Linked DNA regions of Mus musculus: all the other regions are linked to region 1. A link is a loop called in an ENCODE intact Hi-C map of the cell type or tissue named here. Cell type or tissue: gastrocnemius. All regions are shown on one strand. Links, peaks and the distances in the headings refer to the core of each region. The heading gives the core; the rest is flanking DNA.

What was found. A loop is a pair of places that touch in the nucleus more often than their neighbours do. Peaks named below come from ENCODE experiments on the same cell type or tissue, not always from the same donor. Only the 100,000 strongest peaks of a DNase experiment are listed, where the experiment ranks them.
Region 2: a loop joins it to region 1, with 5 times the contacts of the local background. A loop is called at or near these places in 3 of 42 quality-filtered maps.
Region 3: it touches region 1 in a loop (5-fold over the local background); 17 of 42 quality-filtered maps call a loop at or near these places.

The regions. Positions count from the first base shown.
Region 1 is chr1:69,684,329-69,692,668 of GRCm38, reverse strand. Ikzf2 (IKAROS family zinc finger 2) reads left to right here and starts at 6,709. Exons shown (of 8, transcript NM_011770.4): 1 at 6,709-6,975. In gastrocnemius, for the core only: a CTCF peak has its summit at 3,456 (motif pointing right); DNase peaks (open chromatin) are centred at 3,465, 5,110, 5,328 and 6,744; H3K4me3 peaks cover 4,579 bases; H3K27ac peaks cover 4,462 bases.
Region 2 is chr1:69,497,492-69,505,831 of GRCm38, reverse strand. No RefSeq gene overlaps it. Among named protein-coding and RNA genes, the nearest start is that of Gm28497, 70 kb to the right of the region's middle. In gastrocnemius, for the core only: no CTCF peak of the experiment used is centred there; no DNase peak of the experiment used is centred there; H3K27ac peaks cover 2,659 bases.
Region 3 is chr1:69,328,453-69,336,792 of GRCm38, reverse strand. No RefSeq gene overlaps it. Among named protein-coding and RNA genes, the nearest start is that of Gm28497, 99 kb to the left of the region's middle. In gastrocnemius, for the core only: a CTCF peak has its summit at 5,210 (motif pointing left); no DNase peak of the experiment used is centred there.

The DNA of each region.
Region 1 (8,340 bases), core at 34-8,033:
CATTACCATGGCATCAAATGTGAACAACGTTTTGAAGGTTCAGCCTAGCTGCTGGGGAAAGGTACTGATGGTGTAATTCTCCCTGTCTATATCATATCTTACGACCCACAGTTCAGAATGGAGCACTAACTCCTCTATTAAGCTAACCTTTCTCTAAACCACAGTCTTGAAGATTAGGCGGAGATGACATTTGACTTTACTACCAGTAGGTGACCTTTCCTTGGGTAAGATACCCCTTTCACAGTATACATTGCTATGTAGAACTGGCAAACAACAAATGACTCCCCAGTTATATCCCCCCATGGCTCTTAACTTGCTGAGGTTGTGGCCATCTGACTACTAAAAAGGGAAGATCGAAGCCCTGGGTCACTGCCGGCAATACATTCCTGTGTTCCCTTTCGATTAAGTGAGATTAAGGGAGCGATTAGACTGCACCACTGTGAACCAAGTTGGTTTGGAAGTTGTTGAAGCTCCTCCCAGTCACAGGACAGGGACTTCCACGGGCTTTTCACACATCTAAAAGACAGGATGGGTGGTTAGTGATAAGGGCTTGGTTATCAGATGCTTCTTCGGAGATGACACCTCTCAGCCACAATCCAGCCTTTGCTATACTGAATACAGTCTGGCTCCTTGTACTTTCCCCTCCAAATTTCACAATTAAAAGATCATTTTGGGTTTTCCATCCCATTCCTGCCAAACTAAAGTTTCCCACTCCTTGAATTTAGTTGCTAAATATATTCTGGACTATTGAGGATAAGGTTTTTTTTGCTGTTGTTTTGTTTTGTTTTGTTTTTCACCTATGTCTAAAAAAATCAGTGTTTATGCTCACTAGACTCTTTTTCCATTTTATTGCTATCCCCTATTTCTGAGATACATTCCCAGACAATTGGTGTACTTGTCATCTTGTGCCAATACTATATCGGGCATCTCAACAAGTTTGCTGTAGTTTTTATGTGCCAACATCTTGGGTTTCTTAGAATTACTTTCCAATGACTCTTAGATAGGGTTGCTTTTGCACAGTACCACTTATTGTAGCTTGAAGCTCTAATTTTGTACAAATAGAAGGCTCTAATTTTTTTTTCAAACGCAGAACACATTTGCCTTTTTAAAGCAATTATGAAGGGTTATAATGACATCTTTAAAAATACATGCTTCCATTTGTATTCAGAAACCGGTGAAGTCCTCACCTTCTTTGTCTGTCTCTCACTTCATAACTCTCATCTGCGATGGTCTTAGTCCCTCCTCTGCTGTAGGACAGGAACATGCTCCCTAGTAGAAAACTGTTTAGAAGTGTAGATTCATCATGTTCTCTTTTCTAGGGATGTGGGTATTTGAACAAGAGTCTTATCTCTAACTGCAAAGTAATACTCTTTAAAGAGTGTTAAAAGGACAGTGTTCAAGATAGAGAGGGTGGGAACACGGACTTCTGATTTAGACCTCACAGGTCAAGCAACCAGACCATAGACTCTTCGTATCCCTGGAGAGGCAAAGCTGGCAGAGAGCAATGTGCTGCTCTAACATGGGATCTTAGAATGTTGCCCCAGAATCCTGGGAAGCCAGAAACAAAATCAGAGTCTCGATGAAAACATTCTAATTCTGGCTTCCCACTTGTTCAGTGTGTAGCTAAGTGGAGAGATAGAAACACCATCGTCTCTTCTCCCACTTAAAAAGATAATATTAACTGCAGCCATCTATGTGTACAGTGTTAAATTCTGTTTCCCTAAAGGCCATATTCTAACATGTACTCTATAGGACTAATTGCATCAAGGATCACGAAACCATCAAAAATGTATATATATAGTTTTTTTAAAAAAATCTTTATTATTACATAAGAATTACAGTTTGTCCTCCTACTACACAAACATACTGAAAATAAAACCAAAACTTAAAAATGTAGATTTAATTCCCTGAGCAAAACAAGATAAAAATGAGATCTCTATCTAAGTTTCTTTAAAGGGAATTGTTTTTAAAGCTAAAACAATTAACACAAACCGTTCAGGGGAGAAAAAAATCTTACTTTATTATGTGTCTTTTAGCCACAGTGCCTTGTAAAGTTTTCATTTTGCTAATTAAACTTAGTGGTTGTAAAATTAAATGGGCTGCACTCGCTAGTCACCTGGTTTCCTGCATTGTCATCGAGAAATAATTTGTTCTGAAGTTGAGGCACCATGAAAGTGCATTTTAATCGAGACTACCTTTATACAGTAATTTGCATTTTTTTATGCTTTTAGCTCCCTTTACAATTGATATTTTTCAATAAATTTGATAATATCTAGGAAAACACCAACAGCCTTTGTATGGATAAGCTAGAACTAACACACTAAGGACACCTGTATCATGACTTACAAGCTAAGGGCTGACCCAATTCATTAGGGAGTCAGAATTTGTCATCGCTATTTTTGTTCCTTGACAATAGCTTAACACATGGAAGGAGCATATGTGTTTTTCCATTTACACAACCATTCAGTAAGTGTTTATTGTCCGTTTAGTGCCAAACAGTGTGCTGGGTCTGAGAAGATAATGAACTATATAAGACATCATCTCTGCCTTTTACACGAGTAAACTCTAGCCAGGCAGTGGTAGCACACATCTTAAATCGCAGCATTGGGGAGGCCTAGGCAGGTGAATCTCAGAAGCCAGCCTGATCTTCAGTGGGTTCCAGCATAGCCAGGGGTACACAGAGAAACCCTGTCTTGAAAAACCAAATCAGACAAATAAGAAAGACAAAACAAACAAAGAAAAACCAAGAGTAAATTCTATTCGGAGAGCTAGGTTTTCTTTTTAAAACCAACATGTGAGCAGAATACCTACAACCATGTTGCATTGGAAATATGTCAGGTCCTGGAACAATGGTGGGAAGGATCAGCTTCCATAGTTTGAACAGAGAGAGTGAGAAGGAGACAGCAATCAGAGCAATGCTTTGCTCTGATGGTATACCTGTCCCCAAAGTGAAGATTTAACCTTCCAGCAAGATAAGGAGAACTAGACTCTCCTGGTGCTATCTTTTCTTGCACAGTTCAAGCATATAACTGCCTAACAAATTGCATACAGAGTAGCTATGGCTAAGGGCATAAGTAAATCCATTCTTTAACCACTACCAAAATATCGTGAAGGGAAATCTTGGCCAACGTGAATTGCTACGGTTTATATGTGGTCACTTTCTCATGAATGCATTAGATTGTGAGTCCAGGTGCCAAGGTCAGACTTCAGAAATATTAAACTGAACTACCCAATTTAGCTTGTAAACACATTCATGACTTCTTCAGAAAACCTGAATTCATTGTAGTCTCTGAATGAGAAAGGAACATGGGATGTTTTTTAAAAAAAATCTAATTCCCACTCTTCAGAATGCCCTCCTAAAATTTGGGCTTCATGAGTTCCTGCCTAAATAGCTCTCTCTTGGGGGACGACTGTGTCTGCTAATAAACTGTCCGAAGGTTTAACCACTAGGGGGAGAGGGTGTGCCTCTGGTGGCTAGGGAACCAATGGCAGCAAATCGGTACACGGATAAGCTAGGAGAGATCTAGATCAAGCAGTGGTCAGCTAGGTGCAAGGACCACATCAAGTGTGGTAGTTTGGTAACTTAGGATGGCTTCTCCAGATCTCACAATGAATCTTCTTCTGCAGACGGATTCTGTGGCTTTTAACTAGGAAGACTTTAGTACTGAATGTTTAAGTCTTTCCCAAGGACCACCATGACTTTGCAGATACGCTGACACTTTTCAAGTGGGAAGGAACACTCTGAGAACTTCTTTCACACTTCATAGTATGTCACCTTTTCTATACTGTAGCGTCACACGCGCCAGCTTTCTGAATTTGCTGTCTGTTGAATTGATTAGAAAGACTCGACTCCTAGATTCTCTTTAGTTTGACCTTTCCAAATCTAACGTTAAGTGTGTGTGTGGGGGGGGGGGGCGGGGGCGGGGATTTTATTCAGAGAGCTGAGGAGTAGGTAAAAATGTTAGTTTTAACAATGTCACAGATATTGCAACTTTAAAGAAAATCATCAGGAAATTATTGAAAACCCGAGCACAAGTGGTTTACTCCCAATGAAATGATTATTTGCTTTAAATCATCATTTTCTATAATTAAAAAAAATGAACTGAACCTATAAGAACAAATTGCTTAGTAACTACAATAGATATAATAAGGTTGTAAAAAGTGAAAATAGATACACTGGACATTATTAGTGTATTCATTGTATACCACTGTGAACCTTTGCTCACACCAGAATCTAAACACAAGGCAGAGCGGTGCTTAAGGTGAAAGTTGATTTTATTTTCAATGTGTCATATGGCTTGCTTCCATGGAAAAGGGGGAAGGGAGAAAACTCTCAGCAACTATTTCTGGGATTCTTTAAAGGAGTGGGAGGCACAGCGCCTGCTCCTCTTTCAGCATTGATTTTCAACACAATATGCGATACGGTTTCTCAGAAATGTTGTTTGGCACTCCTGATAATTTCATGTGATTTCAAACTTAAACCACTCAGACTACACAGTTCAGTATTTTCAGCTCCTTTCATTTTCCTTTTCCCTTTAATTATAGAATTCTTTATTCCCCTTTCTGTGGTCAAGAAAGATAGTAAATGCTGCTATTTGTAGATTGAAAATGCATTTATTTTCTCAGGACGATTCCTATGCTCTTCGCCCAACAAATGTAAACGTCGTGATTGGCATAAGGCTAGGCTACACTTCCAGGCTAACAACTTTTTCGAACCTCACGGTTCCTTTGACTCGGGTGGATGTGGCACACGCCGGGACAGGGGTGGATATAAACAGCAAGTAAACACTCTAATTTTAAACTTGCACTGGGAAGCACTTTCACAATGGGGACAGTGGCGCTCGCTCCGTGTCTCCCAGGGCACTCGCAAGGGTCCCTCTGTCCGGCTCAGTGTCCCAGATCCTCCGGGTGCCGGGAGCCGGGAATCCGGGGAGGTACCGGGCCAGAGAGAGAACTTCCCGCGGCCGACATGAGCCGGGGGAGCCCGAGATCGTCCCTCCCGCGCGGCCAGCGGAGAACGTGAGCAGCGGGGCGCGGGGAGAGGGGCGGAGCCGGCGCGGGGGGCGCGCGGGGCGCGGAGGAGGCGCGGAGGAGGCGCGGAGCCGCGCGGCACTTGTCCTGTAATCGATTGCCGAGCGCGCCGAACGAGCGGCCGAGCGCGCAGACACGCGCCCCCGCCCCTCCCGCCCGCGCGCTCGCCCGCTCGCTCGCTCGCTCACCCGCCCGCCCGCTCCCGGCTCTCACGGACCCGGGCGCTCGCTGACGACCCCCCCCCCAACCCCCTCCGCGCGCGCGCGGCCGCCACCGCCGCCGCCGCTGCCCGCCCTCCGCCCGCGGGCGTCTGCGCGAGCCCGGCCGGCGGGGGAGATGTGCTCGGGCTCCGCCGGATCGGTTTCTCGGGGTTTGACCAGCTGTCCCGGGCTAACCCTGCTCCTCGCTGAAGATGGAGGAAGTAAAAACAGGATTACCCTTAGCTACAGATCCACTGCCTTAGTTTCCACCACCAACTGCAGTGCACAAACACACGTTAGGCACAGGAAAGAAAGAAAGAGAGAGAGGGAGAGGACACACTAACAGTAAACACAAACAAAAGGGTGATGGGATTATTTTACTGCATGCACTGCTGAGGTAAATCTCCGCTTGGCTTTTTGCGTGGGGAAGAACAGCTCTTGTTTTATTTGTCTTCTGATTCATAGATTATCTATCAATTTGTGTATGGTTTGCAAAGGGGTTGGGGAGGGGGAGTGTTTTCAAAGTTAAGTGTAATGATATGGAATCTTGTTTAACAGTGTGGTGTGATCGAATGACTTGTTGCTGTTAACCAGGGATAATAATAATATAGACGCTTTTCTTTGGGGAGGGATGGGTTGTGGCTCTGATTAGGGAAATGATCTCTGTTAAGGACGCTCAGGGAATTTCGTTGAAGATGATGTCCTTTGCCTTAATGTATCGTCCCCTCCTTGTAATCTGCTTCTGGGATGTTAATGGACTAATCAGTTCTCATCTTTATAGCTGTCATGGATTTGGACTTGTTTTTGCTTTGTTTTAACTTGAATTCCAAGAAGAAAGATTGGATAACCTGGCATAGATTGCAGCTGTCTGGATAGAGGCTATTATACTGTTGAGATTGAAAACAAAACAAAACAAAAATAATAATAAAAATCTGGTGTGACACATGTATAACAGCAACAGTTAAATCGCTTTGACAGGTTCTGGTATGGACGAAGGAGATGGAATGAAGATTTAATTTCTTTTTCTTTTTCTTTTTTTCCTATTTTGCCAGAGGCCACAAAACAGTCCTGTGAAGTTGGCCTAGGTTCCTTGCTGGGTTCTGCCTGACTGTCCCTCCCCTCGTACCCCCCCTCCCCTTTTTCTTTCAGTTTTCTTGTCTTAGCTTTTGGTCGATTCTTAAGGAACCGGTGGATCAAGTTTTTTCTCTTCTCGTTAATCGCATTGCTGTAGCACTGACCTCTCTCTCTTTCTCTCCCTCCCTCCCTGTCTTTTTTTTTTTTTTTTTTTTTTTCCTCTTTCCTGAAAGTACGTGGTGCCATTCCTGAGTGACTTTTCCTACTAGACCATCCCAAAGGGACGAGGGGGCGGGGGCGGGGGAGGAGGAGGACGAGGAGGAGGAGAAGGAGGAGGAGGAGGAGGAGGTTGGGGGGGAGTGTTCCTTCTCTCTCATTTCTTGGTTTTGTTTATCAGCCGATCTGTTTGCTGGATTCGGTCTTGGAATGACCCACCTGTAAAGTGCTTTCCCTCCTCCTCGGCTTCAACTCTGCAGGGGGCTTTGCCTGGAGGGGGCAGGGAGGGAAGGGGGGGGGGACACAAAAAACTTCTTTCTTTCTTTCTTTCTTTCTCCGTTTCTCTTCAGCCCGACATTGTCACCTCCTCCTTGAGGGGTTAGAAGAAGCTGGGAGCTCCCGACAGAGCTGGAAATGGTGATGACTGTTTTTTAATCAGAGGACAATTTCTTTTGTATGTACATTTTGTTTCTCTTTCTCCTTTTTCTTCCTTTTTCTTCCTTTTCCTTCACTGAGGGTTTAATAACCCTTTCACTGTTGGCGCAGACTTCTTTTGCTTCTAACTGACGCTTCTTTTTAGTATGTGTGTTAAATGTGTACATTTTTAAAGAGATAGACTCATTTGTAAGCTCTCGGTAGAAACTGCTCCCCTTTAAAACTTTCCGGGTCCCTTTCTTTCAAACCTTACGTAACCTAATTGAAAGAATTTGATAAGAGTAGAGCAGGTCGGAATTTAACTGCTATGTAGTGACTGGGAATTTGATCTGATTATTCCATAAAGAAAGAAAGAAAAGTTTTTGGGGGGCGGGAGGGGGGTAGGGAGGCTGGTGGTGAAGGGGAGGGGAGGGAGAAGGGAAGTGGTTTTGGAGACAAGAAGTGAAGCTGCCTGTTTTCCAGTAAGTAATGGAGAAATTCCAGGAGCTAGGGCTAAATATACTTGGCGATCAATACAGAAATGGCTCATTGTGAATAATTTAGCTGCTGGTGCTTTGAGAGTTTTGAAACTAAAGGCAAAAAGGACCTGGGCCAAAGGGGGGAAAAATAAGTAAAAATCTTTTTCAGGACTTGTCAATTCTGTAACTTTTTCCCTCAAAGAATACAGTTAGATTATCGATCTTCTTATGATGTGAATCAAAGCTAGGGGGTGTTGTCTCATGCAATTTACTTTTGTTTCTGGGGATACAAAAGTATTTGTGTTATTGATGCATGAAAATCATTCCTCACACTTGGGGAGAGGAAAATCCTCCCCTCCCCTCGTGCACAGCCAAAAGTTTCTGACTTGTTGGAACTCCGAATGTCTCAAGTAGGCTTGGCATTGTCTCCGGCCATAGTCTGGCAGGAAATTAGGGTACGTGGAACAGGTGCTCACACAGGATTTGGGGTGGGCTAAAACGTCAGTACAAGCCAGAGTTGGCCAACTGCCGCAAAAGTCTTTGGGATACAGTCTAGTACTAAGTAGTTTTGTTTTGTTTTGTTTTCTTATGTTTTGTTTGTTCTCTGTGCCCCCCCCCCCCCCCCATTAGAACATGATGAACCAACTTGCAACAATTGTGAATAGAGCTGTCTGTATACTAGGGAAGTACTCAAACTGCAGGGCGATTGTGGGAAGTAGTGAGTGGTAAAATACTTAGATAGCAGTTACAGTTGGCAAATTGGAGATTACCCTCTCCTATTTTTTCCCCCAATAAACCGGGTAAATTTTGACGAGAGAGAGTCGTTCTTCTCTTGCTACAGCCCATCTCACAGGACACTTAGCGTCCCTATGTCCCTATCCTATCTCCAGCAGGAATCAGATCATTTGCAGAGAGTTCAATGACTT
Region 2 (8,340 bases), core at 299-8,298, 190 kb after region 1:
GTAATTAGGCATAAGTGGCAAGCAATTAATATATATGGCTGAAATTAGAAGTTGTATATAGTCAAACCAATTTGAATTGATCTTTTTCTTCTTGCTTCATTAATTTTCCATTTTCTATAAACAGCATCGATGTTGACAGCTTCTCTGACACGTCACATTAAAAATCTCAGTAGGAAATTATTGTACTTTTAAAAGATGGCTTGATATTTGAAGAGACATGCCTTCCCTGATTTGAACATTATACAATCTATATATGTATCAAAGCATCATTTGCTATCACATAAGTATGTGCATTTTTTATGTGCCAATTAAAAATAAATGTAAAATGTACTCAAAATCACTCCTTCAGTATGGGTTCGTGCTGTTTAAGAAACCAATGGTGATGACATAAATATTTATTACAAAGTTTTAAAGGGCTGTTGGACAAAGTCATCAAGCTATTTGAATGTTGGGTGCATTCTTCCTCCACTATGCCCAGAAACCTGGATGTCTGAAGTGTGTAATCCCCATAGAAAAGTTGTCTTACGTTCTGACTTCTGAGGAGGCAAGACAAACACAGAAGGGAATGGGGACATGGGATGTATGCATTCTTCAAGCTCTAACCTCTGGGCTTTCAAAGCCTTTCTCTCTGTCCTAATACCTTTTCTATAGTCTCCAGGTTTTAGTAGCACCGGTACCTGCATCCCTTTCAAACCTAAGAGTGCTGCAGAGCTCTGTGGTCTCAGGACGTGCCACTTTGGCTTGATTTTTTTTCTGAACATGCACCAAATAAAAGTGGCCTTAAACTCGTCTCATACATTCTGAATCTAAAGACGATGTCTGTTTCCTGCTTGGACCCTGACTAATTTGAAAGGTATGAGTTCAGCTAAAAGCATGATTAACAAAGGCAGTGTTCACAAAGCCTCCTGATAGTTCTTGTTTTGCATGCACTGTGCTTTGTCAGTCTGGGTGTGCGGAACGGGGTAGGCACTAAACTTATGTGTTGAATTAATGAATGAACCCATGTGATTAATAAATGAGTCCATGTGATTATAATATATCCTGAGTTACAGCTTCTAACAACAGTGGTAGTCTGGAAAGATGCTAGATGATAGATGCTCGTATCATGCCTGCCTCTATTGCACCAAAACATTTTCTTAGTTGCTGACTCTAAATTCATGCTTTTTGTTAATTCACTCACAGCTTGACATAATCGTCTAAATCAGGACTTCCATTACTTTTTGTGCATGAAAGTGTTTAACAAATTTAGGTAAACAACCAACTATTGTAGTGCCTACCATAGTAAGATTATTTGACTGGTCATGAGGCTAACAAGTTGGATAAGACAGATTGGTGGCAAAAGGGTTGGTTAGGAATCTATTGCAGTGGTCGAAGATAACCTAAGATATTTATGGAGCTTTGTCCTGACCTTGCTGGATGGTTTGTTCTTGCTTAGCTGGGCATTTAGGGGTGCAGCATTGGAATAAAGTGATATTTTTGCTGTCCTGGCAAACTCATCAGAGTTACAGTGGCTACCTGCACCCCGTCATTACTTTTTGTTTCATTCAAGGACTTTGAACTACTTACAGTTTAGCAGGGAAGTGACATAGGCACCTAGGAACAGCATAACAAAATGGCAAAGCAGCTGAGGAGTTAGGGTGTGGCTCGGGGCTGATGGCCAAATGAATGAGACAAGCAGCTGGAAGAGCAGGGACTAAAGGGATGGATGCTGAGAGCCTGGAGAACTTCAGTGGCCAATTTGGCCTCGGTGGGTAAGAACAGAGATAGAAAGAAAAGGACAAATACTCACGGTAAGAAAACTTCTAGGAAAGGCAGGGCTGTAAGAAATTCAATTTAAGCTGGGACTGTGATGGTAGAGAGCAGAAAGTTGGGAGTGGGGAGACTTCCCACTTTTCCTTTTAAGCTCTTCTACTCTTCGCTTTAAGTAGAGTGTGGGAGGGCTTACTTGAGAGTTGAAGAAGCCATTCAACTAACTCCCTCTCTTGAAATGCTTGTCCACTGTATTGAAGAACTACACATTTTCAAGTCTGACCTTACACCCACACTGGAGACCCACTTAAGTGACAGACAGTAACTAAAATTGAATACATTTTCATTCTGAAATCCACAAGGAGGCAATTTCTTCAAAGGATAGTGTATAAATAGAAAGTGTATGCTCTTTCAATTGCTCTGAAAGTCATAAAGAAAAATTAAAAATTCTTGGGTAGATAATTGAGAAAGAAGTTTGTTATGTGAGTTGCAAATGCTCCATTGAGTGGTTTACATGTAAAAGCAGATTTTTTTTTAATCTATAAGGAAGAGGTAATTCATCAAATTCCTTATTCCATAAAAGGAGAATCCTGGTAAAGACAGATTAACAAAAGAGTATACTTAATTCCCCATGTTTTAGCAAATGTTGGACCAGTGATCTAAAACCAGTGACCCAAAATCATTGCCTGACTCCCGAGCATTTTAAATGTTTGCTTTGAAATAAATGGCTGAATTGAATCTTTGCTTGTAAACTCTGTCAGGCTGAAGCAGATGATCACGGAGGCTTCTCCAGCTCTTTGCATCCCCTGAATTCACCTCTCACACCGACACACCTTGACATTTGCCTGTGTGTTAAAAATTAAGTGTTGGATTCACAGCCACACTTCCTACTCCACTTACACAGCTCAGGGTTGAAGCTCTCTGTCCTCACTCCCAAAGGAACACTCCCTTCACAGAAACTGACACCGAGTGTTCTGGGTTTTGAATAACACCAGGAGGATAAGATTCCAGGTCTGCGATCAGCAACTCCTGTGTCGGATTTGCAGTCCTCCTAAATGTTCCATGGAGGGCAGGACCTATTTTCAGGAACCAACTGGAAAATTTACAGTGTTGTTATAACAAACTCGAAGATACTACTGACAGAGAGGTGACTATGCTGTGTTGGCTTTAGACAGATAGTCTAGTTTGAAAGGATATCCCTACTCACAACAAAAGAGGGTTATTTACATGTTAAAATGTTTTAACGTAGTCTTAAATAATTTTTTCCATGAATTTCTCTCAGTGTAAAAGTAATTAGCTCTCCTTGCGCTAGCCCATATCCTTAATGAGTCCCCGACTCTGTAGGACACATCCAGATTCCAGACATCTGAAGTTTGGGTATCTGAGGGATAAAGGACATCATGATAGGCAAATTTTAAAAAGTAAGTCCTAATTTGTGGACAGAATAAATCATGATGTTTACCTTGAATCAATAGCTCACAATCATGACTCTCATGGGATTTTATGCATATTTATTATTATCCAGACTTTCTAGTCATGAGTGTGCATCATCTGTATTACTGCTATCTTTTGCTCTAGCACAATGAGAATATGAAGAAGGTAGACACCACGCCCACCTACCACCATCCCTTCCTCCATTTTATACTTAAGGAAGGATGTGTCCTTTTAGAACCTGTCTCTCAAGTAAACGTGGTATCATGATGCAAATGTTCTAGTGACAAAGAATTATATTTCAGAATTCCATGCCAGGTTGAAAACAAACCAAGGAAAGAAACGCACTGATTGGACAATCCTGGACAAGGAAACAAACACCCACTACAGAAAGGAGTACACTGATTGGACAATTCTAGGCAAGTGTGAATGAGAGAAGGGGGGAAAAGGGCTTACAGTTATCTATTTAAAGATCCAAGAGTGAACAAAAGAGGATTGATTGTGGTTAAGCTGGAAGGACAGACTCTGGTTACTTAAATTAATTTATTTTTAAAATGATTCTATGTACTATGTTATCATAAATAGCGATGAACCCAAAAGAACCACTGATTGAGTCTCTGGATCTGTAGTTCATTGTCCAAGTTCCCCATCTTAAATGTGAAGCATTTAAATTTAAAATAATTCCCAGAGTCATCATTATTGTTCCCTGTGTCTTATTTTGTATCACATAAAAGGCCAAATGAAAGAAAACTTAAGGTGGAGGAGGTGGAAGGGGTAAGATATATGTGGGTGAGAAAGGTCTGTTTTCAGACTTGATTTCTGTTGAAGACACAACATACTCACTCACAGGGTTGAGAACAGAATGTGGTGAGAACTTGCTGTGTGCTCCAAGAGATAGACAATCTTCCCTGGTGTGGCCTAATGAAATGGTGACAGTGCTTTAGAGTATGTTCAGGTATCTGATGATCTACCCCCACTTTTTTTTTTGTTTCTAACAAACTGTAATTCTAAGCACTTTCTATAACCTTGATACATTTCTCTGTAGCATAAGATTTAGCCTTTAGTATTTAGACCCACATAAGGCCGTTTCTCTCTTGCATTATATTAGTTCTCGAAAACGACATCAATTGAGTTTGACCCACTACACCAATTTGGTTAAATATCTGTCTGATCTTGTTTCTGATTCCCCAGGATGACATCTACAGACTCACCAGCAGCTGTGTTTAGAAAAACTGGTATGCCACGTCAGCCAGAGTTTAAAAATATCTCATGGATCTCAAGGTCACTAGTATTTTTCTGAAAAAAAATCTAGTTATTAGATGAACAAATTTATTATGGTTCACAGGGCTTTTTTGGGCTTTACTCAAAAGCAAAATGTATTATTAATGTATTGGCAAAATTATGAACTAATACCACATACATGGGGAATCACTGAGATAATGCATACATATGGCTTTAATGGGGAATAGTTTAATTAGCTGTGTTCATGTAAAAAGTTAGATAAGATTGGACTATCTAACACAACTAATTAACAATCAATTTTACTTACACACACACACATTTCTAATATTTTGAATTGTAACCAACATGCCAGAGTCTTGTTCAGCCTACATACACCAGTGTCTCCCTGAGACCCTGCAGGCCACATGCAGTTATGGTAGAATGACATACAAATGACAGAGATGAGTGGCGGATACCCCTTCTCTGATGGAATGGTTAACAATTAAAAAGCCCATCCCTGACAATCTTTTGCAAGCAGACAGAGCTGGTCTTATGAAGATGCCAATTGGTCTGCTCATAGGGTAGGGCTGTACAACAAAGAAACAGAGTTTTGTGCATTTTAATATCATATGTGTGAGGACAAACACCTCAGACGAAGGGCAGTGTCAGGGTCTTCTCCACAAAATGCATACATTATAACTTGATGTGACTTTTACAAAACCAGGGTGGTATGGTGCTGACCTAAATTATCTTTTGTAAAAACTGGAGTGATGGGAAAACGTACACATTGGGTGGGGCTCAGAAACAAACAGAAAACACGTAACATGTCCAGACCTGCTCCAGACTGCTATCAGATAAGATGCATTTAAGGGTGGAAGGGGCATATCTAGAAACAAACTACAAACAGAATGGCAGGTGCACCAGAAAGGATACAAGCAAACTGAATAGGTGAATATCCTCATTTTGAGAATGTTTTAAAGGAGAAGGCAAGCACATTGATTCTTCATGAGTGGGAAGTCTTTTTTTTTTTAATCTCCATATCACTCCTGGTGTCTGACCATACCACAATTCTTCATCCTCAGGGGAAAGTGTGGGCTTTGGACATCACAAAGCCTTCTTCCTGGGTTTTCTTCTTCACGTGATGTTTTGACTCACTTACATGACTTTCTGATGAACTGTGGCTCCCAGTTCTCCTAGCATTACAGAGTACTTCCCTGCAGAAATTATCCACATGTGAAAATTTGTATGAGAGGCCTACTTCAAGATATTTTGTGAACATTTTCTTAGAATCATAAATATTCTTTGTATTAAGAAATATTTTTGATTTTTTTTCTTCTTCACCCGGTATGTTAAAGTTTGTTCATATCTTCATCTTTTCTTTTCTTCCCAGCTCCTGAATATATACTAACTACCTATAGCATCTTCTTCGAAATCTGAACAATTTGCTGCTGACTGGCTCCTACGGAGTAACAAAACCATTCTCTCTCGGTTTTGGTACTATGATGTTTCCACTTATCTACTGGGCGATTCCATATTTAGTACCCTAATTATGATCTAATGATCACAGAGCTGTGGGAGGAAATTCACATTTACTTGCTTAAGTAGGATAAGTTGTCAGTTTAAGTCAAGATTAAAAACACCCTCTATCTTTTGGAACCTTTTAACTCACTAAAAGAGGTACCTTTTATACAGCCGAGTTAAGCCAGCTTTCCAAGAACAAGCTCTAGTGCAGCTTTAAGGAGCTGGCTTGGCATGGTCTGAAGATCTTTGGAGGCTGTCTTGTGTCCTATTTTTTATAAGTCAAAAGACTGTAAAGGAAACCATTGACAGGTGTCCTTACACGCCCAACAAGATTTAGGAATGACTTACATATGAAAATACAGCAAAGGCACAGACTTTTTAGATTTCAAATACAGAAACTCTCTTGTCTCCAAGTGCAAACCATTTCCCTGATATCTCTGGAAAAAATAATAGCGGGGCACCTTGAACTTTCATTTTCTCTCTGAGAGAATGACTTCAGGGCTTGTTTTGGTATTGGGCGATCATCCCTTTATTAGAGGAAATGAAGGTCTTCTTTTTAAACTTCCTCTAACTGTGCTGGTCTACTCAATATTATGTGGCCAATTCTGAGAAGTATTATAGAGTAGCAGACCACCAAGGGCTCCCTAAGAGATTAAGAAAAGATGAGTAAGCAAATTAGTCAGCTAAATGAACGGAGTTGCTTCAGAAGACAGGAGCTCTTTGCCTCCATCACGATATGCCTCATTAGTTCCATTAGCTGCTCTTCAGCATAGCCATTACCCTGCCCACTCGTTTCTAAGCAGTTTCACTATGTCAACGTTGATTCCCCCTGCACACACACCCACCCACTGGCTTACAGCTATTATATCACCTTCCAAGAGCATTGATTTTTAAGTCAAGTGTCACAAATTTCACAGTCATCATTTCCTTGCAAGCCTGAAACTGACGACTGCTGCTTCGTGCTTTCATTATTTCAGAATTAATCACTTGCTCCCATTGGCCGCTCCCAGCAGCCTCCTGCCCTGTTAAACTCAATGTTTAATTGTTCTGTGCTTTAATTGACAGATGCTAAAGTATCCCCTCATCTTGTGTTTTAGCAAACATAACTAATTAAGAGGTGGTTAGGAAAGAGACTGAAAACACATTTTCTTATTAAAATGATTAGATGTTTGTAGGACATCTCTTCTGTGTCTAAAATTGGAAAGATTACATTGGAGACATGACAGAAATTCATGCAATGACAAATTCCAACCCTGAAGTTCTGACAGTTTTAGTATATGAAGTGATGGAGAGGTAGGCTAGAACCCATGCTATGAAGCTAACTTAGATTAGATTAATTTTACATTCCTTACATTACCTTACAATTTCAGGAAAATTCAGTAACTCAGCAACTGGTGAAGATCCCCCCCCCAAAAAAAAGTATCAATTATTGCTGGAACTCGGAACACCTACTTGGAAATTTTTGAAATAGAAATATACCTCTACAGTTGAAATTTTAGTCTAGTTGTCACTAAAGGAGATTATGTAGCCAAATTCTATAAAGCATCTCTTGAAGACTGCTAAGACACACCATTGCTTCATTATCTTAGCACAATATCCATATGCACATTCTTTTCTTTTCCTCTACAGAAATATGATCAGAGTCACTTTTTGAAGAAATTCCTACAGCTGTTTAACACTGTCAGTGTGGCACAGGCCTTTAATCCCAGCACTTGGGAGGCAGAGGCAGGTGGATCTCTGAGTTCGAGGGCAGCCTGGTCTACAGAGTGAGTTCCAGGACAGCCAGGGCTACACAGAGAAACTCTGTCTCGAAAACAACAACAACAAAAAAGATTTTAAAAAAAAGGTCATTTTTAAAATCCACTTTCAGAGATGCAGGGCTAGGAAGAAAGAAGAGAACACATCGTTTGATTTAGGGTTGATTGGAATCAGCTTTTCCTTCCCTAGCATCTGATTTTCCTGTTTCTAGGAAATAAAAGGTATGTGAGCTCCAGCATCACAGTCCCCAACAATGCCAGGCTTTACTGTGATTGCCACACCTCGTTCCTCCACGCTGTGTTGACAGTCCTTAGCGGGGCTCTTGTCTTTGGCCTTAGCTACCAGCCTCAACATTCACATACGAAACCTACTTCTTTACAGGGATCTTTATCTAAACACTAACTAGTTTCTATCCCCACGCCCGTGTAAATCTTTTCTGAAAATCCTCTAAGTGCCTAAATTAAGTTTGAAGTCATCTGTCAGTGTTCTTATTGTTGTTCGCAGGCTTGCTCCATTTCTCCTTGGCTTCCCATGACCTACCTGTGAGGCACACTCTCAAACTCATTCCTTTCTGAACTTCCTTCAGTATTAATCACATAATACAATTTATTCACAGAGCCTTTCCTGTCCTGATGGAGAAAAAAAAATGATCTTTTTCTA
Region 3 (8,340 bases), core at 299-8,298, 360 kb after region 1:
TTTGGCTTTTTGACCATGTTCATCACCAGCTGCAGCACTTCAGAGAGCAGGCCCTTGCTTGGGCAGCATAGTAGAGGTGGCATTGGTGGCTTGGGATTGGGTAAGCTGGCCCTAGGACACAGGAGTAGAAAAGCCACCCTGACCTTTTGCTGGCTGAGGCACTGGATCAGCTAGCTAGAGCAGTGTTGGAGTGTGTGTGCCCTGGTGGTGTTGGTACAGGAGAGCTGTCTAGCTGACCAGCTCGGCTACCACGCAGGCCCAGATCCAGGGTTTTCAGTTGACCCTTTCCAACATCTACCCTATCTATGAATGGCTGTAGTGCATGAAGGCAGTCCTGCAGATCCAAAGCTGAGGAATCTCCAGGTCACAGGGAAACAACAGGATTACCTAGAGGAGCTCCTGTGAGAATCCAGTATTGATAGTATAGCACAAGCAAGAGGCCTTGAACCAGGCCAATGACTCTCCGAAATGAACATTTGCATGTAGAGATATGTGGAAGAAAGTGTGTTGCACTAGAGAGTTCCACATGGAGATTTATTTTGTTTTGTTTTACTTTGTTTTCTTTTTCTATATTTTATTCTCTTTTGTTTGGAAGGTTGCAAGGGTAGAGGGCAGATGAATGGGATTGGAGTGTATAATGTGAAATTAACAAAGAACATTTTTTTTTAAAAGAATGGGCTTTATTTTCTTGTGGCTCAAGCTAGTATAGTACTTATCATGAAATTCCTTCTTCCTCAGCTTCCCAGATCCTGGAATTACAGGTATAGGTAAGCAATCACACCTGGGGTTGTAACCTTTCATTTAAAGAGTCCTCAAAAGGAGAACCTTAGGACATCCTAGAGGAGAAGGCCACCTACTTCAGTTCAGCTAGGCCAGCACTCATTGGCAACTGCAGTTTAGTTCAAGGGAGCCAGGCTGCATTTTGAGTCATGCCCAAATGCTGATGGCTTCCATGTGGTGCAGGTTTGGTAGATACTGGAATGAGAGAAGGGTGGGGGCTTGCAGCTAGGTTCCAGCAAGGTGCTAAGGCTAGGCCCTGTGTATCAGGGTCAGAGCTCTTCGCAAAGCTCCCAAATGGCTTGTGAAGGTGAATACTAAGCATCAGTAGAGACCCCAGGAGACAGGAGATGCCAGAAACATGGCACGTCTACTGAAGAAGGCTGTACGTTCTAAATGGAGGGAGGCTTCTGCACTCCCTCAAACTGTGAACTGGAATAAATACTTCCCTTCTTAAATTGCTTCCATCATGTGTTTGGTCACAGTAACAGGGAAGACTAGCTAACACAAAGTTCCCCCCCCCCCATTGCTTTTCTTTGCAACACACAAAAATTATGACTAATAATTACAATTTCATTTTCAAAGACACCATAGGGTTCCTAGGTTTTTTCTTTGTGATTTAGCAATGCATTGAGTAACCTATATTTACATTTTATGGGCTCAGATGTTAGATTAGCTAATGCATATATGTCACTTTAAAACAGCACTGGAGTTAGTTTGAGTTGATGTAAGCTTCCAAGTACAGCAACATTACCTTCTACCTTGGTACTTGGCCTACCTATTAACTAATTGTGACTATTTATGTAATTCTATGATTATGGCACTCAAAGATATCTGCATGCATTGCTTCCCTTCTTTGTCTATGTTTTACCCAGCATGATGTATACTCAGAGCATATATGAAACTTGAATATAAAAATGTTTAACATATTGTTGAATAAACATGCGCATTAAGGAAAGGAACCTTACACTAATGAGCACCATGAATGTAGATACACAACGTATCTGACCATGAAAGAAGAATCGAGAAAACCTTAAAACTCCGGGACCTGGTGGACTGTCACTTGGCACTTGCATAATGCTTTCTCTTTGCTAAAGGCCACATAGATACTAAGTAATAAACTAATGACCCTTTTTAACCCATGTAAATTAATATCGCCTGCAAGCATAATGTAAGGAAAATTATACAGGAGCTGAAGAATATTAGGCAGCGACTCTATAAAACAAGTTAAGGTGTTTGACCCGACACTATATGGAATATGTTAACAGGAGCTCGTACAAAGGCAAGTTCACACTCTAATTTTTTGTCTCCTTTTAAGCCCAAATATTCCCACTCAGAGTTAACTGCTTATTGATTTAGAAAAGTGATATGGAATTATAAAACGCATGTGCTAAGTTAGACTTCAGTTATATATCACTTGCTCCAGATGGAAAGAAATCCACCCATCAAAGAAGTCTTAGAAATATGGGCTTTAGTAAAAGATTGTATCACTTTGGTTTTCTGGGTTAAATAGGCTTAGTAGATGCTCATTAAATATAAAATCTGTGACTGCAAAGGCAATGTTAGTTAGTCCCTTGGGTGTTGGGAAGGAGGTGATGTGCTTGTTAAATGTGCTAAAAGTGTCCTGAATCTTTCCAATATTTAAGTTCTTAATTTTATGATATTAACTTGATTGTTGGAAGAGAGCAGCAAGAATCGTATTGGTGATAAGACACACACACACACACTCACACACACACATACATCCACATGCACACACACACACTCATACACACATACATATACTCACATCCATATGCACACACACACACACACACACACACACACCTCATAAAACAAAACAAAATTACCCTGACATTTGAAATTCCAGAAAATCAGCCTGAAAGGTAGGCCCCGAAGACCTCCCAAGGGAAAGGTGTTCCTATGAACGACCAAGATCTCAGCAATGATTTGCAGCATAGTTCTGGGCAAGATGCCCCACAGTTACTTCCTTACTTTCCCTGGGTTTATGACAGACATAAAAGGGACCATGCCAGGGATCTATCAAAAACTACACAAGATGAAGGCAGCACATGACCCTTTTCATGGAGAACTGAGATGCAGTGATATGATTCGCAACCTTTCATTTACTTATTCATTCATTCATTTTTTATTATTCATTCATTTATTTATTTTTACACCACAGGGTTATCTTGATGTGTTTAACAACCTTAAAAAATCACTTAAAACTGACTCTTCATTTAAAAACATGCCTTATTTTCTACTTCCTTGTTTCCTTTTCATTCATTTTAAGAATTTTTACTAGTTAGGCACCTTTTTGTGTGTTTGTGTGCCAGGCAGTGTAGTCAATGATGATTAAGATCCAGGTCCTATCTTCCTTAGAGTGCTGACAGATTAATGGTAGCAATAGACTGTGGAGATGTAAAACATTCAACAATTGTGTACCAAACAACTGCTTTAACTGCTTTGAGTGCCAGGGACTTTTGGGGACCTTTTTTTCCCCTCTTTTTTCCCCCCAATGAATAAAACCGAATTTCTGATTTCACTGAGCTTTAGTGGCTGGAGAGATAGCAAATGCAAAAACCTAGAAATTCTTTAACTGAGGTCTAGGTAAGCATTATGGGGAAAAGGAGAAAAGAGAGAGTGTGTCTAAGTTACTGGTTAAACTTTTGCTGGGAGATAATGTTTCAGCAGGGTCTTGAAGAAAGTAGGGCATGGTAACAAGCCTGTAAAAGTCACAGGGGAAGGGCAGAAGGTGCAGCCACTGCTACAAAACTTGCTCAGCAGGGACATGACCCCAGGGTAACCTTGAGCCCATGGAGTCTCAGTGAAACATTGAAAGGAAGAGAAGTTTGCAGGAAACTAGAGGCAGAGGATAACTTAGTTACATATAAGAGGGTCACAGAATGATGAAGAGGAGAGATACGATTGGAGTCTAAGGCAGCAGAATGGAAGCAGACATCAGTCTTTCAAACCTGCTACAGAAGACTTGCGATTCCATGTACTGAGTCCAGAGCACGGCACTCTGTGACCTCATTACTGCTTCCTAGACATCCTTCTGGTGATGGAGTCTCACCATTCCATCAACCTGAGATGCAATCCCAATCTAATGGGTTAAAATTTGCACCCGAGATGATGTAACTTGTTCTTGCTTTGCTCAGTAGCTCACGAAAGTAATAGGGTTTACGATGAATTACAGTCTTCCTTCCTCTCTGCTTCACCTTCAAGACAGCCATTAGCATTGTTTAAGGCTTTGACTCTCCTGGAAATAATAAGATACAGTATCGCAGATATCAGATCCATCAGAGATAGCAGACAGTAGAACTTTCTGTTATTTGGTTTATCTATTTACTTTATTATTGTTTCCTGTGTTTGACTTAGTAGATATTTGCACTTATAGAGCTGTATTTATTTGTAATATATATATATATATATATACATACACACATACATACACACACATATATATGTATACATATATATGTATGTGTCTTTGTACAAGTATTTATGCCTATATGTATGCTTACACCTATGATTTCGTGTGATACCATGCAATAAGAGAGCCACTATTTGTTACCTCTTTGTACAGCATTTCCCTGATGTATAATTTAAACCCCTCAGTAAACATCTGATGGGGAACTACTCATATTATAAAGACAAAGGTACAATAGGTTCAATTTACTAAAGACCTAGCAGGAACCAAAATTCAGCCCCAGGTCAGCAGGATACAGCAGTATCAAACACACGCAGAGCGTGTTTGATAGCAAGAGAATTTACTGCTAAGAAAATGACATCAGGTTCAGAAATCTTCACGTCCCAAATCACATTTCTGTTAACCTGTTGAGCATTTCTCGAGATTCCCTGTAAGGAGAGTGAGTTTATTTCGGTGAACACATAAGTATTTACATCAGTATGACTTCATTTTTTTTTTGGGTGGGGGGAGGAACTATACAATGCCGATCTGCAGTTTATTCTCTTTGTTAGTCCGTTGCTTCCTGATAAATAGAAGATTGCAAAAAGCTGTTAAACCTCATTCAAGGAAACACTCAGTCCTCAAGCTTTCACAAGCTTTTGTAAAACCTAGTGAGCTGGGTGAAAAATCCCTGGCTGGGAGTAGAGTATCGTGAACAGATGAGCTCACCCCTGGTATGCAAAGCTGCCGAATTAGCTGGTTAAACAGGCTGCTGAGATAATTACATTGTCTGTTTTGTGACACATTACACCGGTGCACTTGAGATTAACCTGTTCTCTTGTGTCTATTCTGATCAGTTTTTTAGACAGCCTTTTATCTGATGAAGGCTCAGAGACATCAAAAGAGAAAGGGGCGTGGGTGAAAAGAAAGCCCACATTAAGCTGAAGAGTTAAAATTTCTATTTAAATTTCTGCACCCATATTCCTTATTTCCATAACTTTGGTTGCTCTCTAGAGACCTCTGCTGGAAATTATGGATATGAAAATAATCACACTTAAAGAATTCATTGTTTGCATTTTACCGTAGCTATTACATCATAAGCCCTATAACTAATTTTAAGAAGGAAATTTCAATGTTATATCATAAGCATAACACACTTACTACAGAGCTATATTCAGACCGAAGTGCTATGTTCGGAAAGTTTCTTTTTTTTTTTTCCCCAATTTTTATTAGGTATTTTCTTCATTTACATTTCAAATGTTATCCTGAAAGTCCCCTATACGACCCCCCCCCCCTGCTCCCCTACCTACCCACTCCTACTTCTTGGCTCTGGTGTTCCCCTGTACTGAAGCATATAAAGTTTGCAAGACCAAGGGGCTTCTCTTCCCAAATGATGGCCGACTAGGCCATCTTCTGATACATATGCAGCTAGAAACATGAGCTCTGGGGAGTACTGGTTAGTTCATATTGTTGTTCCACCTATAGGGTTGCAGACCCCTTTAGCTCCTTGGATACTTTCTCTAGCTCCTCCATTGGGGGCTCTGTGTTCCATCCAATAGCTGACTGACTGTGAGCATCCACTTCTGTGTTTGCTAGGCCCCGGCATAGCCTCACAAGAGACAGCTATATCAGGCTCCTTTCAGCAAAATCTTGCTAGTGTGTGCAATGGTGTCAGTGTTTGGAGGCTGATTATGGGATGGATCCCTGGGTATGGCAGTCTTTAGATGGTCCATCCTTTCGTCTCAGCTCCAAACTTTGTCTGTGTAACTCCTTCAATGGGTGTTTTGTTCCCAATTCTAAGAAGGGGCGAAGTGTCCACACTTTGGTCTTTGTTCTTCTTAAGTTTCATGTGTTTTGCAAATTGTACCTTGGGTATTCTAAGTTTCTGGGCTAATATCCACTTATCAGTGAGTACATATCATGTGAGTTCTTAGAAACAGAAGGTACTCTACCCAATTAATTCTATGAAGCCACAATTACTCTGATACCTAAACCACATAAAAACCCAACAAAGATAGAGAACTTCAGACCAATTTCCCTTATGAATATCGATGCAAAAATACTCAATAAAATTCTTGCTAACCGAATCCAAGAACACATCAAAACAATCATCCATCATGACCAAGTAGGCTTCATTCCAGGGATGCAGGGATGGTTTAATATACGGAAATCCATCAATGTAATCCACTATATAAACAAACTGAAAGTTTCTAAAGGCATCTGCAGGCTAAATTTGAGCTGGTAGTCAGTAAGTATGCACCCACACTCTAAGAGTCCACTCTGTGCTTAGCAATGATAAATTTTGGCTTGTTATTTTTATATTTTTGTTAATGTTGTCAAAGTTTAAGTAGAATTATTTATTTTGAGATTAAATGTGGTAGATATAAACACCAATGAAGATAATAATAATAACCACACACAAACAACTCTAAAACCTGTCCCTAAAGAGTTTTATGGGCCCTTTTTATGGACATCATTATACTTACAAGGAAAATTATTTAGACATTCTGATTATGTGGGAATGTAGTAAACATAAGATTTCATCACAGTGATAATTTAGATAACGGACAATTAAGAGAATAAATAGAAATACTACCCATTAACAACCTCTGGCAACTCAAATTGAATTTTACCAACTATTGAGCTTCTGGCTATATGGAGTTGCAATTTAAAGCAGGTATAATAGATTTTAACAACTAAACAGTGTTTGTTACACTGTACCAACTAAGATATTAGTTAAATGGGGCAAGAAATGTCCCTTCGTGTTAATGAACATCAAATTTAACTCCTGCTGTTCTTCCTCTTCCACTTCCCCATCCCCACCCCCAGGAACAGCTGTACTTGACTTGATAGATCAGCATTCAGATGGGTTTCCTGGAAAAATATGTTTTTGGAATAAAGCTTAACTTGGCCAGATCTGTCTACTTTCTATGCTCTCAGTTTGTTTTGAAGGATTTGAAAATATTGGCATCTTTCTTCCTTTAGAGAGTCCATATTGTACTGTCAGATATGAGAAGCTTTGCCAACCTCAGTTGGAGATGTCTGCATCAGTGTTTCAGAACATGCTAACACGAGATCACTTCTAGATGTCATCTGTCTCGTGAATAATTGTTTTAAATATTTTCAGCAAGAGAAATAAAAATCTTTCCCCACTGTTTTTATGCGAGACAGTTCTGTTGGCTCTAGATATATCTAAAGTTGGTTCATTATTTAAATGCAGGCACAAGTAAGAAAACAAATAAGAATTATGTTTTTCTTCATCATTTCAGCTCATGCACAGGAAATTTAATAGATATCTATCTTCATAAATTGAGTCCAAAGTTTTTATTTTACCACGTGATCATAATTTTACCACATTTTGTGATGAGACAGAAATAACTGGCTCCATCAACTTTATATGATGAAATTATTTTCTAATCAATGCTGGAGAAGACTAATGTCCTTTGATAATTTACAAATTTTTCTTGACTGTTTGGCTAAGAATTATACTGTGAAAAATTCTCAAATTGGGCCTAGTATATAGTAGACATTGAGTCTAAAGTTGATTAAAATTGTATTTTTATATCTTGGAATCTTTTTTAAATGATTGTGCTTATTCAGAATCTTTGACAGACTTAGAGCACAAATGCCCATTTTCTATTAATCCAGAAACAGTGTGTACAGAAATATAATGATGATGTGAAGGCTTAAAACTCCAAACATGGGATAGAGAGATGGCTCAGCAGTTAAGAGCACTGACTGCTCTTCCAGAGGTCCTGAGTTCAATTCCCAGCAACCACATGGTGGCTCACAACCATCTGTAATGGGATCCAATGTCCTCTTCTGGTGTGTCTGAAGATAGGTACAGTGTACTCACATACATGAAATAAATAAAAAAAAACCCACATCTCTACACATATAAATTCATTGACTTCTACTAATGGTCCAGAGAGTTGGTGATCATTAATACATTTTACAGATGAGGCAGTAGGGCTGAGAGAAATTTAATACCTTGGTGTCACAGGGCTCAGAACTGGCAGATGCCAGCTTCATACCCAGGTTATTATTTCTTTCCTAAAGCTCATGTGTTAGAGTAATTCAGAGAAAGGGATTGCATTAAGTTTGACTCTCCCTTGAGATTAGTAGAGGTTTGGTTCCAGTACTCTCCTTGA